2 separate regions of the Homo sapiens genome follow, and region 2 is linked to region 1. Evidence: chromatin loops called from intact Hi-C (ENCODE). Cell type or tissue: CD4-positive, alpha-beta T cell. All regions are shown on one strand. Links, peaks and the distances in the headings refer to the core of each region. The heading gives the core; the rest is flanking DNA. Region 1 overlaps LINC00578 (long intergenic non-protein coding RNA 578). Region 2 overlaps TBL1XR1 (TBL1X/Y related 1).

Region 1 (4,399 bases), core at 170-4,169:
TAGGTTCTCTTCTACTAGGCAAAATTTAAGGTAGTGAGCAGCATGCGCTGCGGTATCTAGACATAAAAGCCTTTATAAAAGTGAAAAAAATGTCAAAATGATAATTTTGAAAAAATGAGGTTCAACTCTTACTCTTAATTAGAAACACCAGAGAGAACACATAACACAGGAGTTCTTGTTACAAATCTGGCCTCTGTTTACCTAACACTTTCCTCTTGCGGGCTGCCTTGTCTCATTTCGAAGGCATTGCAGGAACTGTTTATGACCCTGGCCTGCTCACTCCCCTACAGCTGGTTTATTTTTGACTGCCAGTCAGTCAAGGTGCTAATTGTGCTTATGAATATCTCACAGCTGTTCTTAACACATTGTTCCAAACAGTTCTCTTTGGCATTTAACCATGAATTTTGACTTTTTTTCCCCAGTGCTAACATTCAAGACTCCACTGGGTTGAGAGCTCCTACTTTTTTTTTTTTTTCCTTAACTTATATTTTAGGTTAAGGGTAGATATGCAGGTTTGTTATGTAGGTAAACTCCTGTCACACGGGTTTGTTGTATGGTCCCAATGCTAAGATACTAAGCCTAGTACTCAATAGTTATTTTTTTCTGCTTTTCTCCCTCCTCCCGTCCTCCACCCTCAAATAGGCCTCAGTGTCTGCTGTTCTCTTCTTTGTGTCTATGTGTTCTCATCATTTAGCTTCTGCTTATAAGTGAGAACATGCAGTATTTGGTTTTCTGTTCCTGTGTTAGTTTGCTAAGGATAATGGCCTCCAGCTCCACCCATGTTCCTGCAAAGGACGTGATCTTGTGCTTTCTTATGGCTGGGTAGTAGTCCATGTTGTATATGTACCACACTTTCTTTATCTGGTCTATCATTGGTGGGCATTTAGGTTGATTTCATTTCTTTTAATTTGCCCAAAAACCCCCAAACAACCCCATTAAAAAGTGGGCAAAGAACATGAACAGACAATTTTCAAAGGAAGACATACATGTGGCCCGGGAAGCATATGAAAAAAGCTCAATATCGCTGATCATTAGGGAAATGCAAATCGAAACCACAACGAAATACCATCTCACGAACCAGTCAGAATGGCTATTATTAAAAAGTCAAAAAATAATAGATGCTGGTGAGGTTGCAGAGAAAGGGGAACGCTTATACACTGTTGGTAGGAGTGTAAATTCGTTCAACCATTGCAGAAAGCAGTGTGGTGATTCCTCAAAGAGCTAAAAACAGAACTACCGTTGGACCCAGCAATCTCAATCTCATTATTGGGTATATACCCAAAAGAATATGAATCATTCTACCATAAAGACACATGCACGTGAATGTTCATTGCAGCCCTATTCATGAGAGCTCCTACTTTTGATGTTAACTTCCATTTCCTTTTAATGCTCACCTCTTCTATTGTTTCTTTGCTGCAACCACCTTCCATTTTATTTTTTAAAATAAAATTTTCTTTTAGTAGTTTTAGAAAAATGCAGAAAACATGAAAAGATAGCAAGGAGTTCCCATAAATTCATCACCCAGTTTTTCCTATTTTTAGCACCTTAAATTATTATGGTGTATTTGTCACAATAAATGAACCAATTTTAAATATAGTTCATACTTTATTCAGATTCCCTTAGTTTTTACTTAATATTCTTTTTCTCTTCCAGAATCCCATTCAGGATGCCACATTACATTCAGTATGTCTTCTTAGACTCCTATGGGCTGTGACAGTATCTCAGAATTTCCTTGCTTTTGAATATATTGAGTTTTGGTAAGGTATTTTGTAGACTATTCCTCAAGTGGAATGTATCTGATGTTTTTCTCATGAGTAGACTGGGTTTATGGATTTGGAGAGGAAGACCACCATATCATATCAAGGGTGCATGCTATCAATGTGACTTCTCACTGTTGATGTTTGATGGAGGTAACCTGTTGGTAACCTGACTGAGGTAGTGTTTGCCAGATTTCTCCACTATGAAGTTACTTTTCCCCTCGCGTTCACACTGTGCTCTTTGAAAATGAGTTTCTATACACACGCCATACTTAAAGAATGGGGAATTATGCCTCACCTCTTGGAGCGTAAAGTGTTCACTGTATATAAATTATTTGAAATTCTTCTTTTCTTTTCTGTTCTTTTTTTCTTTCCTTTTCTTTCTTTCTTTCTTTCCTTCTTTCTTTCTTTCTTTTTCTTTCTTTCTTTTCTCTTTCTTTCTCTTTCCTTCCCTCCCTCCCTCCCTTCCTTCCTTCCTATTTAAAAATCAGTATGTGTGTTATACTTTGGATTATATATAATCAAATACTACATTATTTTTAAACTTAAATTGGAGACCAACTTTATTTTTAAGGAGTCACTTGTCACTTCCGACACCCCATCTCTTAATAGTCTTGATTATTATAAGCAGAATAGTATGGTTTAGAGAGTTTAAACTGTATCAACACAATTCTAGACAGCTATTTTCAAAGGCTTCTTCCAGATCCTCCCTTTCTATCCTCCTTCACAATCCCAAGACATTTAAAAGAATAACCTGTGCTTAGAACCCTGCTGATAGAAATGCTTCTGGTTTTAGGTAACTGCCCAAACTTACTGGAACATTACCCTACCTTCTACTCCACTTCGCTGATGTAGTTTTCATCATATCTTCTGTGTGTTGTATTGAGCACTGGCACTCAATAAATATGAAATGATGATCAATACAAGGCACTAAGTGGTCTCAGTTGAGAAAATACTGAACAGAAACACAAAAATATCAAGGTATAATACAATTTTCTTTTCCGTCATCACTGGTTAGCCCGGTTTGAACTTTCTAGATACAGAAGATAGAACATCATGTTGTCCAAAATATAATGAAAATTTCTTCCCAGAAGGCTTTTTAAGGGCAAATGGAAGTACATTTTAAGCCCATAAATCTGTTGCTCATTGTAGATTTTTCTTTACTATATTTTTCAAGTTCATCCCAAGCCATAAATGTCTAAGTGACTTCATGTGCTTGAGGCTCTGAATTTTTACGTTCCCACCACATTCAATTAGTTGGCTCCTTTTGCCCGAGGAAGAAATGGCTTGTTATTTTTTGACTAAAATGCTCCATCTGTTATAACGGCCTTCGTGTATTCATTTTTATCAAGTTACCAGCCACATGTGCCGCTCCAATTATTAGAAATGGAGTTTAGAAAATCTATAATCCCTCCCTAGACAAATATCTTTTTAAATGCTGTTCCACTGGTTGACTTGAGTCCAGAACTCTTTGGGGGCGATTTTCGTTTTCTTTAGTAACAGCCCCTGGAATGCTTTCTACAAGCACGGAATTAGGCAATGGTAAGCACTTCTTGAAGATTACTCTTCTGTTTCATCCTGGTATCTTGAGGTGGATCTCCTTGGTATCTCTGATCCACGATGTTTGCAAAGCCAGACCACTCCCTTATGACTCCAAGGGGCTTCCTGGTTTACTGCTTCTCTGGCCTAGCCCTTCCAATGTTCAGATGTGGTATATGACACAGTTACCTGCTCTGCGGTCTTGCAATGATCATTTATTGTGTTTTTTTTATAAATCATGTCCCCCCAAATTTGAAAATGATGGGCTTATAGTTGGCATTTTTTGGGTGGGCCCATATATATGGATGCTGTGGAATCGAAGTGTGGTATGGAGTACACGCATGTACAGCTGTTTGGTTGGTGGCAGAGGTAGCACTAGGAAAATGGGAATGGTGGTTGCAAAAGGGGCCACAGGTATGGTGTAAGATCTTGACATATGGGAAGCTGTCAGTACCTAACATACGGGAAAAACATTATTTTAGAGCTACATGTGCCTGCTCTCTAAATCATAGAAGCATTGAAGAAAGACTTTGGATTTACCTGAAGTCCTGAGTTCTAGTCCTGTTTTTGTCTCCAACTGGTTGTGTAGCCTACAATAAGTCACTTGGACTCTATAGACCTCTGTTGTCTCATTTGCACCTAAGCGGGTTGGACTAAGACACTTTGGTTCTTGTAATATTGAATAGTTTTTGACAATTTTTCACAAGGCTGCCTTATTTGCCAAGCTAGCATAAGGTCGAATTTTGTGGATATAAAGAATGAAGATAGGTTTTAACCATCTCTCTTTTACTGGAAACAAGAGCAAGCTGGAAATTAAAATGAATTTAAATGCATTTCTACCATGTAGATTTATTGAGTGCATGATACTAAGAATGCAGTAGTGAATAAGACACAGCCCTGTCCTCAAATGTGCTGTTTGTAGACACAAAACATGTCAGTTCCCCCTCCTTCTCTCCACACTCCTACCAGATCTTGAAGGAAACAGTCTGGGACCAAATCTCTGGTTGGCTTTTTCCAAAAGCTCTATTATCTCAGGGTTGTGGCAGAGACCCTTGAAGAGTCAAAGTAAATTCAAGAGACTTCCTAAAAGTGACAGTTTTTAT
Region 2 (4,399 bases), core at 246-4,245, 470 kb before region 1:
ATAATTATCCAAACTTCTTCTCTAATGGGATATAAGAAACTTTATATAATGGTCATTCTTCTAAGTACTGTCCTTTATGAGAAGCATTCAGGGTTCCTAAGCTACAGCTGTTCAGATTTTCCCTCCAAAACTCTTAAATTTACATTTAAGAGCAATCAAAATTCCTTATCATTTGTATCTTACTTCTTATGTATGCCTTACAAAATTGAGGCACCATAACTTCAGAATCCTCATACAGCTTCAGAATACAACCTAAAGACATTAGCACCAATAAATGTAACTCATCCATGCTCTGTCATTCAGAACGTCGACGTTTCTGAGTACTGACTCTAAATCCATAAAAGTAGAAAAGTACAATTCTATACTCCTTTGAACGAGTATTTTCTAAATTCACTGAATAAAATTAAGTAATAAAATTCATTTAGGTTTATAAAAGCATGTTTTTAAATGAAGAGTACAGAAAATGTGTGTGCATAAGTTCCTGATAACCCTTCAGTTATTTCTGCATGTATACATACCCTGTGTTGTGCCATATGGATTTTTAGTGAGAATCCATGTTAACGTTTGTGTAAAATTTAACATATATATTTGAAGTGACTGATAAAGCAGTTGTCAGTTGTCAACCAGAGCAGTGTTGCCTGGAGAAAAGTAGGGATTCCACTCCGGAAAGCAAAAATTTTTTTGAGACGGAGTTTCACTCCTTCACCCAGGCTGGAGTGCAGTGGTGCGATTTTGGCTCACTGCAACCTCCGCCTCCCGGGTTCAAGTGATTCTCCTGCCTCAGCCTCCGCAGCTGGGATTACAGGCACCCGCCACTACACCTTGCGAATTTTTTCCTCAAACTCCTGACCTCAGGTGATCCACCCACCTCAGCCTCCCAAAGTGCTGGGATTACAGGCATGAGCCACTGCGCCCGACCAAAAAACTTTATTTTTAAGAAAGGTACAATCTTCTTTTTCTTGAAACATCTAATCGGCCGGGCATGGTGGCTCACGCCTGTAATCCCAGCACTTCGGGAGGCCAAGGCAAGGTGGATCACCTGAAGTCAGGAGCTCGAGACCAGCTCTTCACCACAGTAACATACTGAGAGTTCACTGCCAAAAATGAGACAAAGACTCTCCTACCTAGTCTCCTGTTACTGCTGAGAAGAGGGCCATGACAGTGCCCTCAAAGGAAGGCTAGTGTCAAAGTCACAGTGCAGCACAATTCTGTGCACCAAAACAGGTGCTCCCTTTCTCTGAGGTTGCTCCAGTTGAAGTTGAAAATGAGCACAACTAGAAGGCAAGCCCCTTTACTGGTAAACTAAATAGCCAACAAAAAGCTGCAAGTGACACAATTGCAAATGACACCAACTGCAACCAAAAATAGCATTAAAATCTAATATATCTGTCACCTTGACATCAATAACACATACATCTAAGTTTGTAAGTCATGACAGGATCGGTGCAGTATCAGAAGCCATAGTTCCACAAATCCCATTGTGCCAAATACTATAATTATTAAAGTCAACCACTATGAGAACCCCAATATTCACCTAATGTCCAAACCCTTGGCAAAGCAATACCTTTGAAATAAGACAAAATGTAGTACTTCTGGACAACCAAAACCTCCTAAAGTTTGCACTAAATTATTTTCTAAGTATCAAGCTTGGATAGGATTCAAAATTCACCAGTTGGCCAGGTGCGGTGGCTCACGCCTGTAATCTCAGCACTTTGGGAGGCAGAGGCCAGTGGATCACCTTAGGTCAGGAGTTCAAGACCAGCTTGTCCAACATGGTGAAATCCCGTCTCTACTAAAAATACAAAATTAGCCAGGTATGGTGGCACATGCCTGTAGTCCCAGCTACTCAGGAGGCTGAGACAGGAGAATCACTTGAACCCTGGAGGCAGAGGCTGCAGTAAGCCGATCGCACCACTGCACTCCAGCCTGGATGAGACAGAGCAAGACTGTGGCTCAAAAAAAAAAAAAAATCATCACTGATTCACCACTGGTCTAAGGACCCAGTCATGAAACAGAAACAACACTTGTTAATCATACCACTACTCTAATTCTGCCAACAAGTCTGAAAAATGAAAATAAGTGTTTACAGAAATATACAGTTACAGCTCTTTAAGAACTGACTGAAAAGCACAGGAGAAATTAACATCATTTTCCCCCTTCTTTTGACCATCCTATCCAAATCCAAAGAAATAAAGTTTTTAAAAGCTTAACCACATGCCTCGATTTTTCAATTTTTTTTTCAAAATGGTAATAAGAACATCAACAGTTCAAAAGGTTACACATGAAAATAAGTCTCTCTGACATCTGACTACATAATCTACCTACCCCAACAGCATTGTTATCAGTCTCTTCCACAGCTTTCTAGAGTCACTCTAAGCACACACAACAAGCATATATAAATACACACATACTCATACACACTGTATTGCATGTGTCCTCCTTTCCAGTCTTCTACCCCTTAAGTTAAAATAGCAGCCAACCGGCCAGGGGCAGTGGCTCACGCCAGTAATTCCAGCACTTTGGGAGGCCGAGGAGGATGGATCACTTGAGGTCAGGATTTCAAGACCAGCCTGGCCAACATGGCGAAACCCCATTTCTACTTAAGTACAAAAAAATTAGCCAAGCATGGTGGCATGAGCCTGTCCCAGCTACTCAGGAGCCTGAGGCAGGGGCATCACTTGGACCCAGGAAGCGGAGGTCACTGTGAGCCAAGATCAACGCCATTGCACTCCAGTCTGGGTCACAGAATGAGACTGTTTCCAAAAAAAAAAAACCAGTATTTTCTGACCCTTTGTCTTTTCATTTAAAAGTATCTTTGAGAAGGTCCCTTATTAACAAAAAAATCAAACACCAAATCTAAATAAATATATAAAAGAAGCATTGGCTGGGCACAGCAGCTCACACCAATAATCCCAACACTTTGGGAGGCAGGAGGACTGCTTGAGTCCAGGAATTCGAGACCAGCCTGAGCAACATAGTGAGATCCTCTCTCTACAAAAAATTAAAAATAAAAAAATTGGCTGGGCATGGTGCTGCTCGTCTGTAGTCCTACCTACTCAGGAGGCTGAGGTAGGAGGACTGCTTAAGCCCAGGAGTTGGAGGGTAAAGTGAGCCATGTTCACACCACTGCACTCCAGCCCAGGTGACAGAGCAAGACCCTGCCTCAAATAAATAAATAAATAAATATAAGTAAATAAAGGAACACTTCACATCTCTCACCAGGTGTCAAAACTAGTGACCTCTGCCAGCAGGACACAAGGAAGTCCAAGGTCAAAGATGTATTCCCATGATACACCTGGGGTTTTTTTGCACAAGAACACAATACAATAACAGTCTGCACTCCTAACCCCAGTCTGTAATTTTACAAATGTATATCCGTTACTAAAGAGGACAGAGAACAGTAATTTAAAGAAAACCCATCATTTTACTAGGGGAAAAATCTTAAGCATGTATATTACATTGTTATATGAATGAGTGCCAAAGAGCACTGCTACAGCTACAAATCGTATCCTAAAATCCTTATTTTTTATAAGTTCTGCCCCATAAAAAGGTAATTGCAGAAAAAGAAAAGATAAATTCATTATCTATTCTCATTACCTTATTTCAGAAACCCAAAGTAGATGAGTCAATTGCCTTATACTGTGAGTTAATGACATATGATAGCCACTAAACAGAAATGTAGCAACATTAGTATACACTCTTCCCAATTAGCCTGTTGAAATTAAAGGAAGAGAATAAAACATCTCTCCCTAACCCATAAACTGTGTTCTATTCACAGTTGAAGGTAACCACTAAAATATGTTATTACTATACCCCATCTGGCAAGGTGTTTGCTTATGCTCATGTCACATACTTTCCAGACTATTACTCTATGAAAGGCTGTAGATTTTTAGTACTTAAATACTCTAAAAAAAATTTCCATATAGATCCCCGTCAAAACTCATAAAATTGAAATCATGGCCAGTCGTGGTGTCTCACACCTGTAATCCCAGCACTTTGGGAGCCTGAGGCTGGCAGATCACTTAAAAGTCAGGAGTTCGGCCAGGCGTGGTGGCTCACGCCTGTAATTCCAGCACTTTGGGAGGCCGAGGCGGGCGGATCACAAGGTCAGGAGATCGAGACCATCCCGGCTAACAGGATGAAACCCCGTCTCTCCTAAAAACACAAAAAAATTAGCCGGGCGTGGTGGCGGGCCCCTGCAGTCCCAGCTACTCAGGAGGCTGAGGCAGGAGAATGGCATGAACCCGGGAGGCGGAGTGTGCCATGAGCCGAGATCGTGCCACTGTACTCCAGCCTGGGCAACAGAGCAAGACTCTGTCTCAAAAAAAAAAAAAAGTCAGGAGTTCGAGACCAACCTGGCCAACATGGCAAAACCCTATCTCTACTAAAAATACAAAAA

What was found. Peaks named below come from ENCODE experiments on the same cell type or tissue, not always from the same donor. Only the 100,000 strongest peaks of a DNase experiment are listed, where the experiment ranks them.
Region 2: a loop joins it to region 1, with 2.2 times the contacts of the local background. A loop is called at or near these places in 3 of 110 quality-filtered maps.

Annotation. Positions count from the first base shown.
Region 1 is chr3:177,652,813-177,657,211 of GRCh38, forward strand. All of the region lies in intron 3 of LINC00578 (long intergenic non-protein coding RNA 578), which reads left to right. Among named protein-coding and RNA genes, the nearest start is that of LINC02015, 160 kb to the right of the region's middle. RefSeq lists silencers at 35-235, 149-443. In CD4-positive, alpha-beta T cell, for the core only: no CTCF peak of the experiment used is centred there; no DNase peak of the experiment used is centred there.
Region 2 is chr3:177,182,846-177,187,244 of GRCh38, forward strand. All of the region lies in intron 1 of TBL1XR1 (TBL1X/Y related 1), which reads right to left. Among named protein-coding and RNA genes, the nearest start is that of TBL1XR1, 12 kb to the right of the region's middle. In CD4-positive, alpha-beta T cell, for the core only: no CTCF peak of the experiment used is centred there; no DNase peak of the experiment used is centred there.